2 separate regions of the Homo sapiens genome follow, and region 1 is linked to region 2. Evidence: read pairs that join two places in POLR2A ChIA-PET (ENCODE). Cell type or tissue: A673. All regions are shown on one strand. Links, peaks and the distances in the headings refer to the core of each region. The heading gives the core; the rest is flanking DNA. Region 1 overlaps RPL34-DT (RPL34 divergent transcript). Region 2 overlaps RPL34-DT (RPL34 divergent transcript).

Evidence for each region. Peaks named below come from ENCODE experiments on the same cell type or tissue, not always from the same donor. Only the 100,000 strongest peaks of a DNase experiment are listed, where the experiment ranks them.
Region 1: POLR2A ChIA-PET joins it to region 2 with 18 read pairs; 3 of 35 experiments call an interaction of 5 or more read pairs at or near these places.

The regions. Positions count from the first base shown.
Region 1 is chr4:108,598,696-108,611,051 of GRCh38, forward strand. The region is part of intron 1 of RPL34-DT (RPL34 divergent transcript); the gene reads right to left. Among named protein-coding and RNA genes, the nearest start is that of RPL34-DT, 16 kb to the right of the region's middle. RefSeq lists an enhancer at 12,057-12,356. In A673, for the core only: no CTCF peak of the experiment used is centred there; no DNase peak of the experiment used is centred there.
Region 2 is chr4:108,538,138-108,550,493 of GRCh38, forward strand. It overlaps RPL34-DT (RPL34 divergent transcript), which reads right to left. Exons shown (of 4, transcript NR_026968.1): 3 at 3,882-4,079; 4 at 53-2,677. Among named protein-coding and RNA genes, the nearest start is that of RPL34-DT, 76 kb to the right of the region's middle. In A673, for the core only: no CTCF peak of the experiment used is centred there; DNase peaks (open chromatin) are centred at 2,694, 5,654 and 6,524.

The DNA of each region.
Region 1 (12,356 bases), core at 1,350-9,349, 59 kb after region 2:
CTAAAGGATAAAAGGGCATGGGTTATAAAGTCAGAAAATAGTGAGTTCAAGTTCCAGCTCTGCCACTTAACAGAGGGGTGATCCTGGGCAAGTTACTCCTAATGTAATACAAGGAAAATTATCAGTATATCCACCTCATGGATGTATAGGGTGGTTAAATACGATTAATAAATGCAAAATCTTGGCCAGGTGCGGTGGCTCACGCCTGTAATCCCGGCACTTTGGGAGGCCGAGGCTTGAAACTGGGAGGCGGAGGTTGCAGTGAGCCGAGATTGCACCACTGCACTCCAGCCTGGGCAACCAGAGTGAATCTCCATCTCAAAAAATAAAAAAAATTAAATGTAAAATCTTAGGACAGTGAGTCACAAATTAAACTCTCAATGAATGGTAGCAATAATTAACATAAATTAAAAGTGCCGGCCAGGCACAGTGGCTAATGCCTGCAATCCCAGCACTTTGGAAGGACGAGGCGGGCGGATCACCTGAGTTCAGGAGTTCAAGACCAGCCTGACCAACATGGATAAATCCTGTCTCCACTAAAAATACAAAATTAGCCAGGTGTGGTGGTGCATGCCTGTAATCCCAGCTACTCAGGAGGCTGAGGCAGGAGAATCGCTGGAACCCGGGAGGTAGAGGTTGCAGTGAGCTAGCTGAGATTGCACCATTGCGCTGCAGCCTGGGCAATAAAAGCAAAACTCCATCTCAAAAAAAAAAAAAAAGTGCCATCCACCTGGTGAGAGACAGCTAGATTGCTTTCAATTCTCCACTTCACAAATATTTAAAAAAAAATTCATATGTGGCTTATGTAGATAATAATGCTATTCTGCAAATATTTCCAGACCTTTTACTCAGCACAGAGTAGGACTGCACTTCCTAGCTACTTATTTTCCCCTTGATGATAAGTGTGACGAAGAGACTACTTTGGTGGAGGAAATGTGAATTTAACTGATATGTATTACTTAAGGGTAAAAGCTCTCAGAACCCATGTAGAATTTTAATTAACTTTCAGATTACTAGTGAATGTCTTTGTCACTGAATTACCTATTAATATGCTTTACACATTTTTATTTTTTTTAAATTTTGGGTTGTTTTTGCTATATAGGATTTCTATGTCTACGCTGGGTCTGTGACAATTGAGCACTTGAAATGCAGCTAGAAATGAATTTTTCATTTCATTTCACTCCATTTAATTTAAATTTAAAACTGAAGCAGCATTTTGGTAAATGTACGTTTTACTTTAACTTATGTTAAGATATTGTTATTGTTTTATTATAGTACACATTTTTCTTATACATTATATATATTATACATACATTATTTCTTATGTGTTATACATAATATTCTTATGTATTATACATAACATATTCTTATGTATTATTTCTTATGTATTATACATAAAAACATCACCAATGTAGCCAGTACCAATGGACTGATTTGGTTTGAATGATTTTTTTCTGTGAACTATGTAACACTGCAATGTGTTTATTTGAATATTTTGTGCAAACAACAAGAGTTATAGTGATACCTACTTAAACCATCCTTCATAATTAAACTTATCCATCCTGCCAATCTCTGCCTTTTAATTGGCGTATTTAGATTAGTTATATTGAAAGTAATGATTGGTGTGCTGGGCTTAAGTTGGCTATTTTATTAATTGTTTACTGTTTGTTCCCTCTGTTTTTCATTCCTCTGTTTCCCCTTTCTCACCTTTCTGTGGGTCACTTGAAAATGTTTTAGAATTACATTTTGACTTTATAGTTTTTTGAGTATATTTCTTTGAATAGTTTTCTTAATGGTTTCCCTAGGTATTACAATATACTTGCATAATTTATCACAGTCTAACAGCGTTGACATTTTACCACTTTGAGTGTAGAAACCTTACTTCCATTAGGTCCTTTCACTCTTTCACTTTTTTAAATTGAAATGTTTGTTCTGCTAATTGTAGATTCACATGCAGTTGTAAGAAATAACAGAGATAGATTCCTTATATGCTGATTCCAGTTTTCCTCAATGGTAAAACTTTAAAAAACTGTATCATAACAGTATAACTAGGATACTGACATTGATACAATCCACAGATCATATTCAGATTTCCCATTGGAATCATTTGCATGTGTGTGATGTATTAAGTTCCATATATATATTATATATATGTATATGTGTATATATACGTGTGTGTGTGTGTGTGTGTGTGTATATATATATATATATATTTTTTTTTTTTTTGAGATAGAGTCTCCCTCTGTTGCCCAGGCTGGAGTGCTGTGGCACAATCTCGGGTCACTACAACCTCTGCCTCCCGGGTTCAAGCCATTCCCCTGCCTCAGCCTCTCAAGCAGCTGGGATTACAGGCTCCCACCACCACACCCGGCTAATTTTTGTATTTTTAGTAGAGACAGGTTTCACCATGTTGGCCAGGCTGTTCTCGATCTCCTGACCTCAGGTGATCCACCCACCTTGGCCTCTCAAAGTCCTGGGATTACAAGCATGAGCCACCACACCCGGCCAAGTTCCATATATTTTTATCTTCTGTGCAGGTTTGTGTATCTACTGCCACAGTCAAGATGCTAAACAGTTCCAACACGACAGGGAGCCCACCTGATGCCTTTTACACCCACATCCACCTCCCTCCCACCTCTGCCAACCACTTTTTAAGATTCTAGACTAACAAGATGACTAATATCCTAAAATATCCTGCATTCTGCAGAGAAACTTGGAATAATGTACAAATTAAATCCATTACTTCTCATCCCTTCAGAAATTATCAAATAATCATAAAAAGGCAGGATATTGAAATTGATGCAATCTACTGATTATATTCAGATGTTCTAATTTTACTGGTATTCATTTGTGTGTGTGTGTGTGTTTATATATTGTTTTCTGTTTTTGTCTTTATTTTTATTATGTGTTTATATATTGTTTTATACAATGTTATCACCTATGTAGGTCATGTACCCACTACTACAATCAAGATATTCAACTGTTCCAAAACACAAAGATCCTCTGTGTTGCTCTCATAACCACATCCTCCTACCTTCCCCTGCCCCCACCCTCTGGCAACCATTTATCCTGGCAATATATATCCATTTCTAAAATTTCGTCATTTCAAAATGTTAGAAAGATGAAATCACACAGTATACAACCTATAGGTGGCTTTTTTTTAATTCAGCATAATTCCCTAGCAATTTATCCCTCCCCACCTCTTAAACATAATGTCTTAAGTATTTCCTCCACATACATTGAATATCACATCCAATTGGTATTATAATTTTTTAATCCTGTGATGGGCAGAATAATGCCCACTCTCAAAGATGTCCACATCCTAATAACCCAAAACAGTTAATAGGTTATGTGGCAAAGGAGAAGTAAGGGAGCAGATGGAATTAAGGCTGCTAATCAGCTGACTTTAAAAAGAGAGATTATTCTATACTATCAAGGGGAGCCCAATATAGTCGTAAGGATTCATAAAAGTGGAAGAGCAGTCAGTTCTATGCCCAGAGTCCCAGCTACTGGGGAGGATGAGGTGAGAGGATTGCTTGAGCCAAGGAGTTCCAGGCCACTCTGGGCAATATAGCAAGACCCCATCTCACACAAATGTACAGACGGACAGACAGACAGACAGACAGACAGACATAAGTGTGGGAGAGAGAGACAAAAAAGAAAACCAGAGAGGTAGCAGTGTGAGTGTGAGACGGACTCAACCAACACTGCTGTCTTTGAACGTGGAAAAAAGGTGCCATGAGCCAACAAAAGCAGCTGTCCTCTAGAAAATGGGAGAGACAAGGAAATGCAGTCTCCCCTAGTCTCCAGAAGGAATGCAGCCCTGCTGACACCTTGATTTTAGCCTAGTGAGACTCATTTTGTGCTTCTGCTCTCTAGAACTATCAGATAATACATTTGTATTGTTTAAGCCCTTGTGTTTGCAGTGACTTGTTAGAGCTGCAATAGGAAACAAATTTAAACCATTAAACATAATTTTTAAAACATAAGAGATAAAAAATATTCTATTATAGTTACCCTATTTTTTCTCATTCCGTTGTTCTTTCTTTCTTTCTAAAGTTCTATGCCTGCTGCTATCATTTCCTTTGAAGAATATCCTTAGTCATTCTTTAAAGGTAGGTCAACTGGTAATTCTCTTAGTTTCCTTCGTCTGAGAAGAAATTAAATTTAAATACCCAGTATTGTAACCATAATAAAATCATTTTTATTTTATTTTTTTAATTTTTTTCTTTGTTTTTATTATTATTATTATTACTATTATTATACTTTAAGTTTCAGGGTACATGTGCACAATGTGCGGGTTAGTTACATATGTATACATGTGCCATGCTGGTGTGCTGCACCCATTAACTCGTCATTTAGCATTAGGTATATCTCGTGCTAACCCTCCCCCCTCCCCCCACCTCACAACAGTCCCCAGAGTGTGATGTTCCCCTTCCTGTGTAGCTTAAAAATGAACCAAATTTAAATATAAAATGAATGCATACCACTAATGCAGAATAAAGTGGAGATACAGAAACTAGTACTACAACTGGGCTATTAAAAGAAAAGGACTGGCCGGGTGCAGTGGCTCACGCCTGTAATCTTAGCACTTTGGGAGGCCGAGGCGGGCAGATCACCTGAGGTCAGGAGTTCGAGAGCTGCCTGACCAATATGGTGAAACCCCATCTCTACTAAAAACACAAAAATTAACCGGGCATGGTAGCGGGTGCCTGTAATCTCAGCTACTCAGGAGGCTGAGGCAGGAGAATCGCTTGAACCCAGGAGGCAGAGGTTGCAGTGAGCCAAGATCGTGCCATTGCACCCCAGCCTGGGGGACAGAGCAAGACTCCGTCTCAAAAAAAAAAAAAAAAATGCCGGGCGCAGTGGCTCACGCCTGTAATCCCAGCACTTTGGGAGGCCGAGACGGGTGGATCATGAGGTCAGGAGATCGAGACCATCCTGGCTAACACAGTGAAACCCCGTCTCTACTAAAAATACAAAAAATTACCCAGGTGTGGTGGCGGGCGCCTGTAGTCCCAGCTACTCGGGAGGCTGAGGCAGGAGAATGGCGTGAACCCGGGAGGCAGAGCTTGCAGTGAGCCAAGATCGCACCACTACACTCCAGCCTGGGGGACAGAGCAAGACTCCGTCTCAAAAAAGAAAAAAAAAAAAAGAAAAGGACTGAAAGAAAGCATGTCACAAATTCTACGATGAATGGAAATTGCAATTTGCTGTAACACAGCAAAATGAAAAAAGCTATTTGTGTGTAAAAAATATTTTAAGCAATAAATTAGACAATATTAAGAGACATTTTAAGTAAATACATAATGAATTTGGTAAGACATTTCCCCTTGGAAGTCAAAAAAGAAATCAAAATTGTAGTTCAAAATAGGAGTTGAATATACGACCAAAAAATCCTTAATGCTTCTTAACAGGATCTGAGATTATAATTTTATTTTATTTATGTTTTTAAGACAGAGTCTTGCTGTGTTGCCCAGGCTGGAGTGCAGTGGCACGATCTTGGCTCACTGCAACCTCTGCCTCCCAGGTTCAAGCGATTCTCATTCCTCAGCCTCCCAAGTAGCTGGGACTACAGGTGCACGCCACCAGGCCTGGTTAATTTTTTTGTATTTTTTGGTAGAGATGAGATTTTGCCATGTTGGTCAGGCTGGTTTCAAACTCCTGACCTCAGTTGATTTGCCCACCTCAGCCTCCCAAAATGCTGGGATTACAGGCATAAGCCACCGCACCTGGCCCCTGAGCTTGTAATTTTAGACAGCTAAAAGATGTGTTGGATTCTTACAGAAAGAAAGGAGGGAGGGGAGGAAGGAAACAGAAAAGGAAGGAAGGAAGGAAGGAAGGAAGGGAGGGAGGGAGGGAGGGAGGGAGGGGAAAGGGAGGGATGAAAAATGAAAGTCATTTTAAGTCAGATAGTAAAACAAATTATTTCAGTTGTGGAAATTTTGCTAGAAAATTATGAGAAAAAGACTAAAGAAGATATTTTACAAAAAGTGAAAGACCTTCAACTAAGCCATTAAAAAATGGCCCATAGATTACAAGAACTTTCCAACGATACAGTATCAAAGATCAATTGATTAACAATTTAAAAAATTACAAGTACTTTTCTTTAGCTTTAAAATGGATGATGTGATATAAGAGACAATGTCAGCCGGGCATGGTGGCTCACATCTGCATTCCCAGCACTTTGGGAGGCCAAGGCGGGTGGATTACCTTAGGTCACAAGTTCAAGACCAGCCTGGCTAACATGGTGAAACCCCGCCTCTATTAAAAAAAAAAAAAATTAGCCAGGCGTGGTGGCAGGCACCTGGAAACCCAGCTACTCGGGAGGCTGAGGCAGGAGAATCACTTGAACCTGGGAGGTGGAGGTTACAGTGAGCCAAGATCGTACCATTGCACTCCAGCCTGGGCTACAGAGTGAGACTCTATCTCAAAAAAATGACAATGTCTATTAATACTTTGGGTATATTTGTGTCTCAAAGGACTTCCAAAACTATGAAGTTTTATTAAATTTGAATTAAAAACACCTAAATTTCTGGAGCAGTTTTTCATCTTTTATAACCATCAAAGAAGAATTTGTGCCTATAATGACAGATGGTGGCCCATATATGTTAGGTAAAAATCCAGATTTGTTGGAATGGTAAGACAAGAGATTTCTATTTCATTTATTGCTTTGTTCCACTGTATGATATGTATTGAAAATCTTTGTGCTCAGTTTTTTAAAGCACACCATATGAAAACTGTTATGGAGTACAATTACTTTAAAGTCATTTAGGGCCAGGCGTGGTGCCTCACACCTGTAATCCCAGCACTTTGGGAGGCCAAGGCAGGCAGATCACCTGAAGTCAGGTGTTCAAGATCAGCCTGGCCAACATGGTGAAACCCAGTCTCTACTAAAAATACAAAAATTAGCTCGGCATGGTGGCGGGTGCCTGTAATCCCAGCTATTCGGGAGGCTAAGGCAGGAGAATCGCTTGAGCCCAGGAGGCAGAGGTTTCAGTGAGCCGAGATCGCATCACTTCACTCCAATCTGGGTGACACAGCAAGACTGCCTCTAAATAAATAAATAAATGTCATTTAGTATCTATACACTAATGCTATAAATCATTGCCAAGTTATGGAACTTTTGAAAGAAATAGACTGATAGAATTAAGACTGATTTTCTTAATCTTGTGTTCTCTGCCTGTGCTCATTGATAATAGTTGTGGAAGAATTTTTATTTTATTTTATTTTTATTTTTTTTTTGAGATGGAGTCTCGCTCTGTCACCCAGGCTGGAGTGCAGTGGCACAATCTCAGCCCACTACAAGCTCTGCCTCCTGGGTTCACGCCATTCTCCAGCCTCAGCCTCTCAAGTAGCTGGGACTACAGGTGCCCGCCACCAAGCCCGGCTAATTTTTTTTTTTTTTTTTTTTTTTTTAGTAGAGATGGAGTTTCACCATGTTAGCCAGGATGGTCTCAATCTCCTGACCTCGTGATCCACCCGCCTCGGCCTCCCAAATTGCTGGGATTACAGGCGTGAGCCACTGCGCCCGGCCAAGAATTTTTAGAAAGTACTTTTAACTCCAATTTAATATGTTCCTGAATTGGAAGGAATATTCAATAATCAAAGACAAAATGACAATATGATTTATGTTTTCTCACAGATATCACACTACATATGAAAGAGCTAAATTTTAAACTCCAAAAGAAAGGAAGAGCTTATTAGTGATTTAGCCAGACAGGAACAACAATTTATGTTGAAATTGAAACTCTTCATAATAAAAATCAGAAACAATGACTTTATACATTTTTTTTTTTTTTGAGACAGGTTCTCACTCTGTTGCCCAGGCTGGAGTACAGTGGTGCAATCTCAGCTCACTTCAATCTCTGCCTCCTGGGCTCAAGTGATCCTCCAGCCTCAGACCCTCAAGTAGCTGGGACTACAGGTGCGAGCCAGCATGCCTGACTAATTTTTTTTGTATTTTTTGTAGAGACAGGGTTTCACCGTGTTGCCCAGGCTGGTATTGAACTGAGCTCAAGCAATCCACCCACCTCACCCTCCTAAAGTGCTGGGATTACAGGCGTGAGCCACTATGCCTGGCCAGAATGGTTTTAGTTTTTAATGTGACTAAAAATTTTAAATTACATATGTGACTCACATTTCATTTCTAGTGGACAGCACTGATGTAAATATTATCCTTTGTTTTTGATGCTGCAACTATCTTCTCCTTGTCTATTAACTTTGTTTTTGGTAACCTTTGCTGAAAAAAATGCTGTAACATTAATGTAGCTAAGTCATCAATTTTCCACTTATTGTTTGTACTTCAATGGTTTAATAAACTCCACAAAGATAATTCTTTATTTTCTTCTTCTGGTTCTGAATACTCACCTGTCTCATTTAGGTCTTTAATTCATTTAGAGTCCATCTTTCTATAGTGTAACGTAAAAGTCCAGCTTTTTCTCCAGATGATGAGCCAGTTTTCCCAATACTATATTCTAAACAAGGCATTCTTTTCCATTTTTACCACATTTATTGTATATCAAATTCCCATATGCACACAGATCTATTTCTGAACTCTCCCTCTGTTCCGTTCATCTGTTCCTACACCAGAACCACACTGCTTTTGCTTTGTAATATTCCTCAATAACTAGTAGGTTGAATCACTCATTCGTATGCTGATATAAATATATCAGCCTAAAACATCCCAACAAAAGTTTCTTTACTTTCCCTTTGCTTTATCTTATCGGCTATAGAGTTTGGCCTTTTAAGTAATATTAATAAATATTGCCATTAGAACTTTCTTTGACTGCCTTTTCTTTAAGGATGTTTTTCTCAGTAGATCTTTTAGAGCTGTGATAGAGTTAAAAACTCATCTGCTCATATCTGATAAACCACATGGATGATGAGCAAACCTCTAGTGAGCACCTGCTATTGCAACTGTCTCTTGCATCAGTTAGAGTTCTTTGGCTTCCACTGATAAAAATCAGTGGAGGAAAAGCTGAACAGCCAGGATTCAAGAAGAACAAGAATCAATGTTGGCTACTCTAACCTTCTCTTACTCAATAAGACATGAGTTCTTCAAACTCTTCCTCTCATACCTGTTTACTTTTTTTTTTTTTAAACTGGTTTCTTGAGAAAAAAAAAAAAAGAGAAAGGACAGATGTTTTACCTCTTTCCTAACCACGTGGTATCTTCAGTCTCATATTATTGTTATTAATATTTATTATACCAGACAGACAGCTCTGGGGATAAAGGAATCGATAGCTAGTGTTTCCAAGGGAAATGGATCAGCTGTAATCATTTCCCTTCTTTGCATCATTCCACTTATAAATCAGTTTTTAGGAGATGGAATAAGATTTAGACCAAAGCAGGTTCCCCTAGCATGGGCACTAAAGGATCACTCTCTTATTTGGTGCCATCGTTGTTTTCCAAAATTCAATTACATTTTAACCATGTAACTCTCTCATTCAGACACTTTAAGCAACTTTCAGTGTCTACAAATTAAATACAGATTCCTTAGCGTGGCATTCAAGGTCTTCCTAATATGACCACAACTTGCCCTTGTAGGCATATCCTATACTTTCCCATCTTCAGGCTTTTGTTGTGTTATTTCTTCTTTGTGAAACACCTTTGCCTTTGGAAATTCTACCAGTGTCTTAAGGCGTATTTCAAATGCCACATCCTCAATGTTGGCTATCTAACCTTCTCCCACTCAATAAGACATGAGCTGTCCTTCAAACTCTTTCTCTCATACCTGTTTTACCTTTTTCTAAAACAAAAAACAAACAAACAACAACAAAAAAATGGTTTCTTGAGAAAGGACAGATGTTTTACCTCTTTCTTACCATGTGGTGTCTTCAGTCTCATATTATTGTCATTAATATTTATTATATTATCTATTCTCTGAGCAGCCCTTGCATCCTTCTCCTTCCCTTTTTGCTTGTTACCCAGAGTTGGCTTCTGTTGCCTGCAACTAAAGAACCATGATATAATTTTTTGGTCTCTTTTAATTAGTTTAGACAATTAGACTCCTGCACATTTCTGTCACACTTGCTTGTTGTGGTTTATTCTTGACTGAATCTTTATGAAAGACACAAAATTAGAAGTTTTTAAAAAATGTTTTTTCCGTCTGCATTTGGTAGGGTATAGGGATTAAGGCTGGAAATCAGGGTAGGGTAAGGGGCACAAAACACAAATAGAAAAGACAGAGGAAGAGAACAGAATAAACGAAGGGGTAAGTTTTTAAAATATGTTGAAGTGCCCTCCCCTCAGAGAGATTAGATCAGGTAGAAGCAACAGTTTGAGAACTGATGCAAGGCTGAAAAATGGGTACTGGGGGGTGGGAGTGAGGTGAGAAATGTAGTGAATGGCCAAGGCTTTAAGAATTTTTAAATCCTTTGGAGAGGAAAATGAATGCAAGGCCCAGATTCAGCAGAAAGTCTCTCAGGATTCATGGAAGTCCATATTCTGAGGTAATGGTGCTTGAGCCTATAACAGTTATAAGAATTTTCAAGAAGAGTTTTGGTTTTTTAAAAAATATATGAATTATTGCTTATATAATTTATTTTTATTTTTATTTTATATGGAGTCTCACTCTGTCACCCAGGCTGGAGTGCAGTGGCGTGATTCCAGCTCACTGCAGCCTCTGCCTCCTGGGTTCAGGCGATTCTTGTGCCTCAGTCTCCCAAGTAGCTGGGATTACAGGTGCCTGCCACCATGCTTGGCTAATTTTTGCATTTTTAGTAGAGATGGGCTTTTACCATGTTGGCCAGGCTGTTCTTGAACTCCTGACCTCAAGTGATCCGCCTGCCTTGGCCTCCCAAAGTGCTGGGATTACAGGCGTGAGCCACTGTGCCCGGCCAGAATTATCGCTTATATAATTTATATTTTGGGGTTGACATTAGTAAATATAGAAGTGGGGGAGCAGGACATAAATGTGGGGAGGGGGAATCATCGGAGCTTAGGAGTGAAAGACTGTAGTTTTACTTCAATATTTCCAGTCCCTGGCACTGCACTGACACAAAAAGAACCCTCAAACGCTTATGAGTAAATCGGTAAGTTGATGAATGAATAAAGTAGCAAAAAATCAGGATCCGTGAGCTATTCTGAAGGATTTCAGAGATGCTGCAAATTTGCAAGAGTAGGAATGACCATGGAGAGAATGTTCTTACATAGTTCAGTTTAACTGAAATATTTGTGAGATACATACTCTGTGCTCTGCACCTGCACTTCGGGAAAATACAAAGACAAGGAACAGTCCCTACTCCTACATAACTCACAATTCTGTATGTGAACAGGGAGAAATCGCAATATTAATAGCAATTATATGAGACTGAAGATACTACATAGCAAGAAAGAGGTAAAACATCTGTCCTTTCTCAAGAAACCAGTTTAAAAAAAAAAAAAGTAAAAAGATATGAGAGGAAGAGTTTGAAGGACAGCTCATGTCTTATTGAGTGGGCCAACATTGAGGATGTGGAATTTGAAATACGCCTTGAGGCACTGTTAGAATTTCCAAAGACAAAGGTGTTTCACAAAGAAGAAAAAACAAAAACAAAACCCTGGAGATGGGAAAGTATAGGATATGCCTAGAAGGGCAGGTTGTGGTCATATTAGGAAGACCTTGAATGCCATGCCAAGGAATCTGTATTTAACTGTAAGCACTGAAAATCACTTAAAGTGTCTGAATGAGAAAGTTACATGGTTAAAATCAGTGTTTTAAAGAAAATGTGCCTGTCAGAGTTTTGTAGAATCTTGCTGCTCAAAGAGTGGTCAAGGACCAGAAGCATGGGCTTTACCTGGGAGCCTACTAGCAATGCAGAATCTCAGGTCCCCATCCCAGACCCACAGAATCTAAACCTGTACAGTAGCAAGAGCCCCAAGCAATTTGTTTGCACATTAAAATTTGAGAACCACCGGTATAGAATATAATTGAAGAGGAAGACTTGACCTAAGAAAACCAGTTAGAGGACTAGGCCAAAGATAGCTGAACAAAGAGGGTGGCTAATGAGGGAGCCCGGAAAGGGAGAAGACAGAAATGACACAGGGCTTTTAGCCTGGATGGCGATGGCATATTTCTGCCTCACTCATTTTCCTAATAGGTTAATCCTCTTCCCTTATTCATTAAAGTCATTGTTTTCTGTTAATACATTTTTTCTACTTGGTTCTTCTATTCATTAGCAAGCACTGCTTCTTTCTGACTGTGCTCATAGGTCATAAAGCAAATGAGAAATTTTCTTGAGCCTCGTTCTTAAGGGATGCAGATTGCAACTACTGCTGTGCTATACGCTGGAGGAAAGAAATCACATAAAGCGATTAGAAAGGAGAAAAAAAATAAGTGAAACTACCTTCTCATGTACTTCAGGGTTTTCCTC
Region 2 (12,356 bases), core at 2,543-10,542:
TACCCACCACTTACTTTGACCCTAGATCATACATGCCTTGTGAACAGAAATTGTGTCTTAAATCCCAGTGTTTATTGCAATATCCATTATAATACATCACACATTTGTTTTTCTCCCTAGTATTTATCCAGCTCTGGAATTATGTTGTCTGATGTCTGTCTTCCCAGCCAGGGCAACCTCCCTGACAGCTTGTCTGGCCCATTTATAGCACCTAGAACAGCTTGGGGCACACAGTAGGCATTCAATAAATATTTGCTGCCGGGTGTGGTGGCTCACGCCTGTAATCCCAGTACTTTGGGAGGCCAAGGCGGGTGGATCACCTGAGGTCAAGAGTTCAAGTCCAGACTGGCCAACATGGTAGAACCCCATCTCTACAAAAATACAAAAATTAGCTGGGCATGATGGCGAGTGCCTGTAATCCCAGCTACCTGGGAAGCTGAGGTGGAAGAATCGCTTTAACCTGGGAGGCGGAAGTTGCAGTGAGCCGAGATGGTGCCATTGCACTTCACCGTAGGCGACAGAGCAAGAATCCATCTCAATTTAAATAAATAAATAAATAAATATTTGCTTAATTAATTGTATCTAAAAAGCCTAACGCAAGGTCCAGCAGTTACTTAGACTTCACCGAATCCAATGAACCACTGATGGTGAAATGCACTGCAATTTTATATACCATTAAGAAAGATAAAAAAGGGTGGAAATGCCTCCAAAAAGCATGACATAATGCTTAATAAAACAATGACATTATAATTTCTTCTTGGATATATTTTTCTATTTGGTATAAGAGACATATTTAGTCACAGATATTTATCTTATCTCTTACACATACATAAAAAGAAAAATATAAACAAAAGTAATTGGTTCAATTTTCTAAACTTCTTTATATGTGTGAGTCTAAATTTGCTGAATTACCTTTCAAATAGAGTGATCAGTGTCCCTGACTTTCCCACAGTATCCATCTTCTGTACCATCTAGAGTGTTGGTGCTACACTATTTCTTAAAAGAGTACTCCTCTATTATCCCTGGGAATTTTCATCCAAGCCGCTGACACCTACCATTAGGCAAGTTTGAGGGCTAGTTCCTTACCGATTTTTGCCAAAGGTTAGATTTCAAACAATGGCCCTGATTCATGTGCCTTCCTCAAACATAAACGTCAGTTGACAGAAACACGAAGGGGCTCAGTTATCCAATTGTGCCACCAAAAAGAATAGCCAACTAGTACATCATGATTGCTTCTAGCTGACAGTATTTGTAAGCCACCAGCAATGTTAAAACTGATCACAGTTTTAGAGTTAATAAAATGTGACTATGTGTCTGATTTAGAATCAATGCAATATAATATTAATAGTATATGCTTAGTAAGTATTGTTGAATGAGTGAGATTGACAGAGAGGAAGTACATAGAGAAATAGATCTAGGAAGTTACTCCCCAGTGCATAAAAAATTTCATATTCAAACTCTTCTCTCATTGACTGAAAAATACTATGTGCCAAGCCCCAATGCTTGGTTTATTTATATACATTGTCTCATTTAATTAAATAATATAACACATAATTTCCAGGTGTTATAATCAGTTCCCAAAGTAAAAAACAGATCTACTTTAGGTATTATTCTGTCTCCAGAACTCCACATTGACCTAGACTCACAACAATATCACAATGACCATTAATTTTCATAGTTTTGCAATCAGAAAATATCTTCATAATCATTAAGAAAAGATTGAGTTCAGCATAGTTTTATTGTCAAAAATATTCTATAATAATTCCAAAAGACTGATCATCTGTGAATTGTGCACATATTTTTTAATTAAAAATTTTTATTAACTTGAAATGTTCCATATGGTTTCAAAAATCAACTATTAGAGCCAGGTGCAGTGGCTCACACCTGTAATCCCAGCTACTTGGGAGGCTGAGGTGAGAGGATCACTTGACCCCAGAAGTTCAAGACCAGCCAGCAACATAGTGAGACCCTGCTTCTAAATAAATAAACAAATTTTAAAGAATCACCTATTAAACTGAAACGCAAGGACCTATGTTCTTAACTCAAAGATGGGATAAATAGCTAGAAAAATTCATTTCAGTCTTGGATTTGAAAAGGACTGGAATGGTACAAACAATTCCAAAAGATATTTTAAAACTGTCAAAATAATTATTGAAACAAAATCAAATTTAATTATCTCTAATTTTAAAATACTGTGTAAGCACGCTATGCAGGACAGGAATTAGGAGACTAGGTGTTGTACTCCAAAAGTTAAGAAATATCCAGTTCAGTAAAACCTCCACCCACATCTATTTAAGCTCAATTCTCATAAAAGCAGGGCTGTGTGCATCTGTGCGTGTGTGTGTGTGTGTGTGTGTGTGTGTGTGTGTGTGTGTGTTTTACCAAAAATACCCAATTATCAGATCGGTGATATTCACAGCTCTTCTGATGCTGATCTTTTCAGATGATGATCTTCAGATGATGATTTTTGCTGTTCTAAGTGATGTATTAATGCTCACTTCCTTCTAGCCACAGAGCCTTGGCCCCACAAGTTGCCTGGAGGCAGCTCTGACCTACATGCAGTCAAATCATCCCAGTCACATCAGTCTCCAGGGTGATTTGAAGTGTGGGTAGTTGACATCTAAGGGATAAGTGGGAGGAAGTTCTGTGGCTGGTCTGACAGTAAGGAGGCTAATTCCTGAAAGGCAGAGAAATAAAATGTCACTCACTCCTATGAGCCCCTGTGGTTTTCAGAGCAGGATCCGATGTGTTTTCTGCCACAGTCTTAATAGGGCAATAAGTGGAGAAGGAAATGGGTGGGAGTTCTGCAAGCTTGCCAATATGTGAATGCACCCAACAATGAAGACGAGCTTTTAGTTCCCTTCCCTGGTCACTAGCCACAATGTGCATGGTGGTCAGGAGCTCTGTATCCATATGGTGAGAGTGATGCTTTGAGGTTTTGCTTGTTTTTTAATATTAGAGTGGGCAGCTCTCAATTGGATTGTCAAGCTAATATACATAGCAGCATGAAAGCCCTGCATTTACAATTAGTTCCCAGTTGAAATGGAATTATCCTTACTAATGACATGAGGGACTTTCTGATTGGGGTTCGAGATTAGAGGCATTTATTTACCTGTGTAAAGGCCAATGCAGGAGAAACCTATATGACATGGTTTGGATGTTTGTCCCCTCCAAATTTCATGTTGAAACATGACCTCCAATGTTGGAGGTGGGGCCTAGTGGAAGGTATTGAATCATGGGGGCAGATCCCTCATGAATGGCTTAGTGCCATCCCCTTGGTGATGAGTGAGTTCTTGCTCAGTTAGTTCACTTAAGATCTGGTTGTTTAAAAGAGTCTGGAGGCCAAGTTCAATGGCTCACACCTGTAATTCCAGCACTTTGGGAGGCCAAGGCAGGAGGATCACTTGAGTCCAAGAGTTCGAGACCAGCCTGGGCAACATAGTGAGATCCTGTCTCTACAAAAACAAAAAAGAAATTAGTTGAGCATGGTGGCACCCACCTATGGTCCCAGCTACTTGGGAGGCTGAGGTGGGAGGATTGCTTGGGTCCAGGAGGTTGAGGTTGCAGTGAACCATGATTGCACCACTGCACTGCAGCCCGGGTGACAGAGTGGGACCCTGTCTCAAAAAAAAAAAAAAGTCTAGGACCTCCCCCTTCTCTCCCTTGCTCCTGCTCTCACCATGTGATATGCTGGCTTCCCTTTTCACCTTCCACCATGACTGTGAGCTTCCTGAGGCACTCATCAGAAGTCGAGCCCATGTTGCTGCTATGCTTCCTGTACAGCCTGCAGAACCATGAGTGAATTAAACCCCTTTTCTTTATGAATTACCCAGCCTCAGGTATTTCTTTATAGGAATGCAAGAGGGACTAGCATACCATACCTCAGGAGAAGGAGAGAATCCACGGAACCCAGGAAAGAAAAGAAAGCCATGCTCCCGGGGAATCTCTCAGTGGCAGAATTCCAGGCTCCAGTGGTCCATGTTCATCCTGTTGCCAGGGCCAATATCCCCAGCAGGCACAAAGGGCACAGCGACTAGAGACTCACAATATGTTTAGGGCCCATGGACAGATTTTTATTTCTTTAGAAATCCGGAGGAAAAAATAAAGTTTTAGGTCAAAGAACATGTTTTAATGGGTAATGTTAATACATTCACCTTTATTCTAACCTGGTCATAAAATATACTTTTTACTTTTTTTCTAAGGAGGAAGTGCCTACTGCTCCTGAAAGTTACCATGCAGCCTTGCCTGTGATATTAGGTTAAATGATACAATATTGCTGACAACCAATTGTTTCAGGTCTACGAAACAGTTTTGATCTACTTACTACATATCTCTCGGACGACCCTTTCCTGGTTTGTAGAAAATCTCAACTCAAGCCAGGTAAAGAAGGTAATCCATTTCTTTCTCTCCCTTTCTCCTTTTCTTCTCTCTCCTTTTTCTCTATTTCTTTCCCCTTTTCCTTCTATGTGTTTCCTGGGTAGTGGGTTCTCTGTCTCTCTCTCTCTCCCCTTTCATCTTCCCCTCTCCCCCACTCTCTCTCCTTTTTCACCTCTCCTTCTGTCCCTATTTTCTTGGACTTTCTTACAGAACCAGAAGATCAGTCATCTATAGTCCTCTGGGCTCCCCAAAGAACCTTGAACTGTCACAGGCACTCACTGTGCTCCTTCTACCCTCAATGCTATCTCTATCCTCTTTCTCTAAGTCATAGATGAGTTCCAGAAGAGATCAGAAAGACCAGGTGAACTCAGATCAGGGATATCCTTAAGCTCTCTGGGGGTTGGGGCAGGAGACAAGGTCCACAGACAAACTAATGTCTTTCTTTTCTTTTTCATTTTACAAACAGGATCTCACCTTGTTGCCCAGGCTGGAGTGCAGTGGTGCAATCATAGCTCACTGTAACCTCAGACTCCTGGGCTCAAGCAATCCTCCCCACTCAGCCTCCTGAAGATCTGAGACTACAGGCTCACACCATCATGCCTGGCTAACTGAAAAAAAAAAAATTTATCAAAACAAGGTCTCACTATGTTACCCAGGCTGGTCTTGAACTCCTGGCCTCAAGTGAGCCTCTTGTTTTGGCCTTCCAAAATGCTGGGGTAACAGGCATGAGACATTGCTCCTGGCCAGACTAATTTCTTAAACTGTTTTGCTCCTCCCACACTCTTTATCTTTAGTTGCTGGGATCTTGACCTGGTAGGGAAAGTGTGGAGGAAGGAGAAAAAATGATTCTACCTATTTGCTTATCCTTAAAAATTTTTCCCATTTTAATATTTAGGACAAAAATGTGATGTTAAATTTATTTTGCAAGAATTTGCATTTTTTCCTTTCTGATCTCATCATTGAAAACCCCTAAAGAAATGAATGCCCCCTGATCTAGCTACATAAATAGGAAGTCACCAGATAAATAAGGTAAAAAGGGAAATAAGGACCAGGGCATAGAGCACATCTGCTATAACTTCCCCTATCACTCTAGCACAAATACTAATTAAATCCATTAGGGACAAACCATAGAGTTGGCTGTCATGGCGATTCTGTGGATAGAGTCCTGTCCTCAAGGAACTACATTTAGTGGAGAAAAGTAACGTACATAAATAATACAAGAAAATGAACATAAATGAGGAAGGAGGAAGTGCTCAGCGGGGGATTGATAGAAAAGCAGCCAGTATCCAGGCTCCCTCTTGGCGATGAAAGGAGCTTAAAAGCTATTCCGTGGTCACAGATGATGGCGGATTATCCACTCCAGTCTGTGGCCCAATGAGAAGGCTGAGTGACTTCTGTTAAAAAACCCAGCCCAGAAGTGTGGTTAAATATTCGGGCTTAGAGAAGTACTGCAGAGCCTGGAGGAAGAGGACACCTTTAGGCAAGGTGAGAAAAGAAAGGAATGACTGAACTCTCATGATACAGAGCTGTGAAGGGAGAAGCAGTCAGAGACTACATGGATTTGGTTCAGGGCTTTCATTTATCTGAAGATGTCAAAGAACTTTTGTGTTACGGGCTTTCGGAAATTCTGGCAGAAGGCCAGGTGCAGTGGCTTATGTCTGTAATCCCAGCACTTTGGGAGACTGAGGCAGGCAGATCACCTAAGGTCAGAAGTTCGAGACCAGCCTGGCCAATATGGCAAAACCCCGTCTCTACTAAAAATACAAAAAAATTATCCAGGTGTGGTGGCACACGCCTGTAATCCCAGCTACTCGGGAGGCTGAGGCAGGAGAATCGCTTGAACCCAGGAGGCAGAGGTTGCAGTGAGCTCAGATCGTGCCACTGCACTCCACTTCATGTAAAAAAAAAAAAAAACTCTGGGAGAAGAAAATGAGGAAGGAGGCCATATTATTATCCAGCTTCTAGAGAGAGAGTAACAAAAGCAAAATGGTTAGCTTTGAATTTATAGCAAGTCATTAGTGGAACAAGAACTGCAGAGGAGAAGGCGCAACTTCCCTTTTGTGCCAACTTTGTCTGGACTTAAATGATGAATTTGGAAGAGTGAGGTGGAGTTGGGGAGTAGTAAAGCATTAAATAACCAACCATGACTAACTGCTGAGTTTAGCCTGAATGAATTCATTCTGCAAACATAGCTGTCATCAAAACATAGCTTACGCAAGACTCCCAAATGTGCTGCATGTCACAACGTATAACTACAAATCCATGCTTTCTCTGCAAGGTCATAATCAACTGTCTGTGGTGTAGCATTTGGTATGGTTGGATAACATGGAATGGTCGCCCCAGGTGATTTCAGTTTTTATGAAAGTAGAATAGGGTAAGCATTTTATTCACTGCGTTGTTGAAGATAGATTTGTGAGGTCAACAGAGTTTTGTGGCTGCTGTTTTTAATTCGAAGAACATGCTACAACAGAATACAGCTACCTTATAGTACAAACCCAAATTTTTATTCTAGTTCTGTATTGAGCTAGCTACATAAGGCATAATTACTTTATCTTAAAACGAGGCCCCTTCTAGTCTTAGAGTGCTATGATTACCCTGTTTGGTTATTGTGAACAGCCTGGTAGGCACTTTTCTCTGAGAAGATAGGGGAACAGCTGAGAAACAATGTAAGACACCATTAAATCTACTTACAACTGAAGGTAGGAAGAAAATTAATGAATTAAGTAGGGACTCTGTGGATTTCTTTCCTACTCTTTTCCTTATCCACTAATCCTAGCTTTCAAAAAAAAGGTGGGGAATATGTAAAATGAACTGCTATAAAGGGGTGAGCCATAGGATACTCAAACCTAGTACTTCTCCACCGAGCCCATACACCAAAAAAGGCATATAGATAGAAGTTTTGACCCACGCTTGTGGTATTTTGAAAATGGGCCACGTATTTAAGAAATACCAAATTATAAATATTAGCTATATATTAGAGCTTGGTCTAGACCAGGGTTTCTCAGCCTCAGCACTACTGACATTTAGAGTGTATAATTCCTTGTTGCAGGGAGCTGAGCTGTGCATTGTAAGATGTTTAGCAGAATCCCTGGACACTGCTCACTAGATGTCAATAGCAAACTGTCCCACCTTCTAATTTTGGTAATCAAAAATGTCCTCAGACATTACCAATGTCTTCTGGGTGGTAAAGTCACCCTCTTTTAAGAACCACTGGTCTAGACAAAATGATGAGGGATATTATAATGTTTTATTTTGATGTGTCTGTCCCTGTCACCTTTCCTGTCTCCTGCCTCGGGCATTTCTCTATTCATTTATTTAAGAGGTGTTTATTAAATAACGACTACGTGCCAGGCACTGTGCTAGGAGATGAGGATACAGTAGTGAAAAAGAAAATGGTCCCTAATCATGGAGTTTACAATTTCACAGGGGAGACAATGTGAAACAAATAATTCTAAATAATACAGCATACAAAACAGAAATACAGGTTACCTGCACACACAATTACAACCACTGTTTCCCCTAATCCTATTAATATTATAGTAGATGGTTTAAGAAGGAATTAATCTACAAGAGAATGACAGTAGTAGAGGGATAGAACAACACAATTTTGAAAACTAGGAAGTAGATGGAGGAACTAGAGTGCAATATTATAATAAGAAATATATACTTGATCTCTGCCTCATTTTCTATCACATAGCTCAGAAAACCCTCAGAATCTCTGAAGTAATATGTGCCTTTTTCTATGCCACTGAGGTGTCTAATGGCTGGAAGACGACAGAACAATACCTTCAATGTTCTGAAGAAAAAATCTAATAATCAAGAATTCTATATCCATCCAAACTATTAAATAAGTGATAAATAGAAGACATTTCAAGACATTCAAGGTCTCAAATTATTTCCTAAATGTTACAGTTTTATGTGGCTTCATGGAAAAGATCTCAAAACTTAGTGACTTGTAGCAACTATATCTTTTGATTCCAAGAATTTGGATGGAGCACAGAGGAGACAGATTGTCTCTATTTCTCAATGTCTATTATCTCAGATGGGTGAGTTGAACAGCTTGGGGGTTGCTGGGCATTTCTCTCTTTCCACATAGTCTTTCACAGGTTTAGTTTGGGCTTTCTCACAGGCCACAGTGTGGGTTCCAATGGGGATGCTCCATCACCGCCACTGCCATCACCCATATCACACCAGCTTCCAAGGGCCCAAGAACTTGCTCACATGCCCAGCAACCCCCCCTCCCCCGCCATTGGCATTACCAGCACCCTCCCAAGCCACCTAGAGGCAAGGATCAACCCTCCTGGACCCAATAACACCAGTGCCGGCACAAGCTGCCTTGAAGCCAAAGAACAGGCATGCTAAGCTCACCACTACCACCACTGAGACCTGGTGACTGGCCCATGGCATCCTACTCCCCAGCAAAACTTCATCACAGTCTCAAATAATAACCACATCATAAGCCACTGAGTAAATCACAGATACCACTGATACTGTTTATAGCCAAAGAAGTCATACAGAAATTACAATACTGCATGCTCCCAAAAGAAAAGCCAAAGTGCCCTACCCAACCAACAACGTTATATACACCTTCAGGAGAAAGTCCTTCCCTAAGAAAGCAATTTCAAAAAATTGGAAGAAGCAACAGTTACACCAGATACACAAATATCAACATAAAAAAGCAAGGAAATATGAAACCTCGCAAGGAACATAATTATTCTCCTGCAACATATCCCAATCAAAAAGAAATTTATAAGCTGGGCTCAGGGCTCATGCCTGTAATCCCAACACTTTGGGAGGCCAAGGCCAGTGGATCACTTGAGGCCAGAAGTTTGAGACCAGCCTGGCCAACATGGTGAAACCCCATCTCTACTAAAAATTTTTTTAAAATTGCTGGGCATGGTGGGAGGTGCCTGTAATCCCAGCTACTTGTTAGGCTGAGGCAGGAAGAATTGCTTGAGTCTGGGAGGTAGAGGTTGCAGTGAGCTGAGATCACACCACTGCACCCTGGCCTGGGCAACAGAATGACATCTCAAAAATAAATAAATTTATAAAATTCCAGATAAAGAATTCAAAATACTGATTTTAAAGAAGCTCTGTGAGATACAAGAGAATTCTTGAAGAAGTCAGATAAACAGTTCAGAATATGAATCAGAAATTTACTAAAGACATAGACATTTTTAAAAAGAACCAAACAGAAATTCTGGAAGTGAATAGTTCATTGAATGAAATACAAAATACATCTAAAAACTTCATCAACTGACTAGATTGAGCAGAAGAAAGAATATCAGAAATTGAACATGGGTCAGGGCCAAGAATATTAGATCCAGCAAAATTATCCTTTGTAAATGAAGAAGAATTAAAGTCTTTCCTAGACAAGCAAATGCTGAGGGAATTCATTACCACTAGACCAGCTCTACAAGAAATGCTCAAGGCCATCCTAAACCTGGAAGCAAAAGAATGTCATTTGCCATCATGAATACACATCAAACTGTAAATCTCACTGGTAAAGAAATCACACAGTGGAGGAAAGGACTCAAATGGTACCATGACAGAAACCCACCAAACCACAATGACAAACAATAACAGAAAAAAAAATTAACAAAGAATATATTGAAAATCAGAAAACAATTAGCAATGTGACAGGAACAAAACCTCACATAGCAATGTAAATGGATCAAATTATCCAATTGAAAGATACAGAATGGTTGAATTGATATTTTTTAAATGATTCAGCTATATGCTGCTTTTGAGGAATTCATCTCACTAGTAAAGACATATAGACTGAAAGCAAAGGGATGAAAAAAGACATTCCATGCAAATGGAAACCGAAAGTGAGTAGGAGCAGCTATATCCGATAAAACAGACTTTAAGTCAAGAACAGTTAAAAAAAAGAAAGGACAAAGATGATAATTATATGTTAGTGAAAGTCAATCCAGCAAGAGAATACAACAATTCTAAACATATATGCACCCAAGGCTGGAACACCCAGATTCATAAAGCAAATATTCCTATATCTAAAGAGAGAGATAGACTGTAGTACAGGAATAGTGGGGGATTTCCCAACACCCCACTCTCAGCATTACACAGCTTATCTAGACAGAAAATTGACACAAAAAATTGAACTTAAAGTAGGCTTTATTTAGTCATTTACAGAACATTCTATCCAACAACTGCCAAATACACATTCTGCTCATTAGCATATGGAACATGCTCCAAGACAGACTATATGTAAGGCCACAAAATAAGTCTCAGAAAATTTTTAAAAATCAAGTTCATATCAAGTATTTTCTCAGATCACAATAGAATAAAGCTAAAAATCAATATCATGAGAAACTCTCAAAACTAGACAAATACAAGGACATTAAACAACATGTTCTTGAACGACCATTGAGCCAATGAGGAAATCAAAACAGAAATCAAAAAATTTCTTGAAACAAATGAAACATAAATATCAAACATACCAAAACCTGTGGAATACAGCAAAAGCAGTGCTAAGTGAGAAGTTTATAGGACTAAATGCCTGCACCAAAAAGGTAGAAAAATTACAAAGGAGCATTCTAATAATGCACCTTGAGGAGTTAGAAAACCAAGAACAAATTAAATCAAAAATTAGCAGAAGAAAAGAAATAATAAAGATTGGAACAGAACTAAATGAAATAGAGACTTAAAAAAATACTAAAGATTAACAAAATGAAACGTTGGTTCTTCAAAAAAATAAACAATATTGATAAACCACTAGCTAGACTAACCAAGAAGAAAGAAGATCCAAACAAAAACAGAAATGAAAAAGGAAACATTACGACTGACATCACAGGAATACAAAAGATCATCAGAGACTACGATGAACAATTATACACTGACAAACTGGAAAACCTGTAAGATACAGATAAATTCCTGAAAACATACAACCTACCCAGATTCAATCATGAAGAAATAGAACACCTGAACAAACCAATAACAGGTAGTAAGATTGAATGAGTAAGACAACAACAACAAAAAGCCCAGGACCAGATAGATTTACAGCTGAATTCTACCAAATGTACAAAGCACTAATATCAATCTTCTTGAAGTTATTTCAAAATATCAGAGAGGAGGGAATTCTTCCTAACTCATCTATGAGGTCAGCATCACCCTAATATCAAAACTACAAGGAGACAACAAAAAAGAAAACTACAGGCCAATATCTCTGATAAACATAGACACAAAAATCCTCAACAAAATACTAGCAAACCAAATCCAACAGCACATCAAAAAGATAATACCCCAGGGCCTGGCAGAGTGTATTATCTTTTTGATGTGCTGTTGGATTTGCTATTGGATTATCACATCTGTAACCCCAGCACTTTCAGAGGCCAAGGCAAGGTGGTAGGATTACTTGAGCCCAGGAGTTCAAGACCAGTATGGGCAACATAGTGAGACCCCATCTCTACAAAAAATACAAAAATTAGTCAGGTGTGTTGGCATCCACCTGTAGTCCCAGCTATTCAGGAGGCTTACGTGGGAGGATTGCTGGAGCCCAGAAGGTTGAGGCTGTAATAAGCTAAGATCACACCACTGCACTCCAGCCTGGGCAACATAAGGAGATCCTGTCTCAAACAAACAAACAAATAAACAAAAAACAAAAAGATAATATACCATGATCACATGAGATTTATACCAGGGATATAACAATGGTTCAACATATGCAAGTCAATAAACATGATATATCATGTCAACAGAATGAAGGACAAAAACTACATAATCATCTCAATAGATGCAGAAAAATCACTTAATAAAATTCAACATGGCTGCATGATTAACAAAAAAAACTCTCAACAAACTATGTATAGAAGGAACATACCACAAAATAAGAAAGGCCATATACAACAAACCCACAACTAGCAGCATACTGAATGTGGAAAAGTTGAAGGCCTTTCCTCTAAGAACTAGAACACGACAAGTATGCTCACTTTCACCACTCCTGTTCAACACAGTGCTGG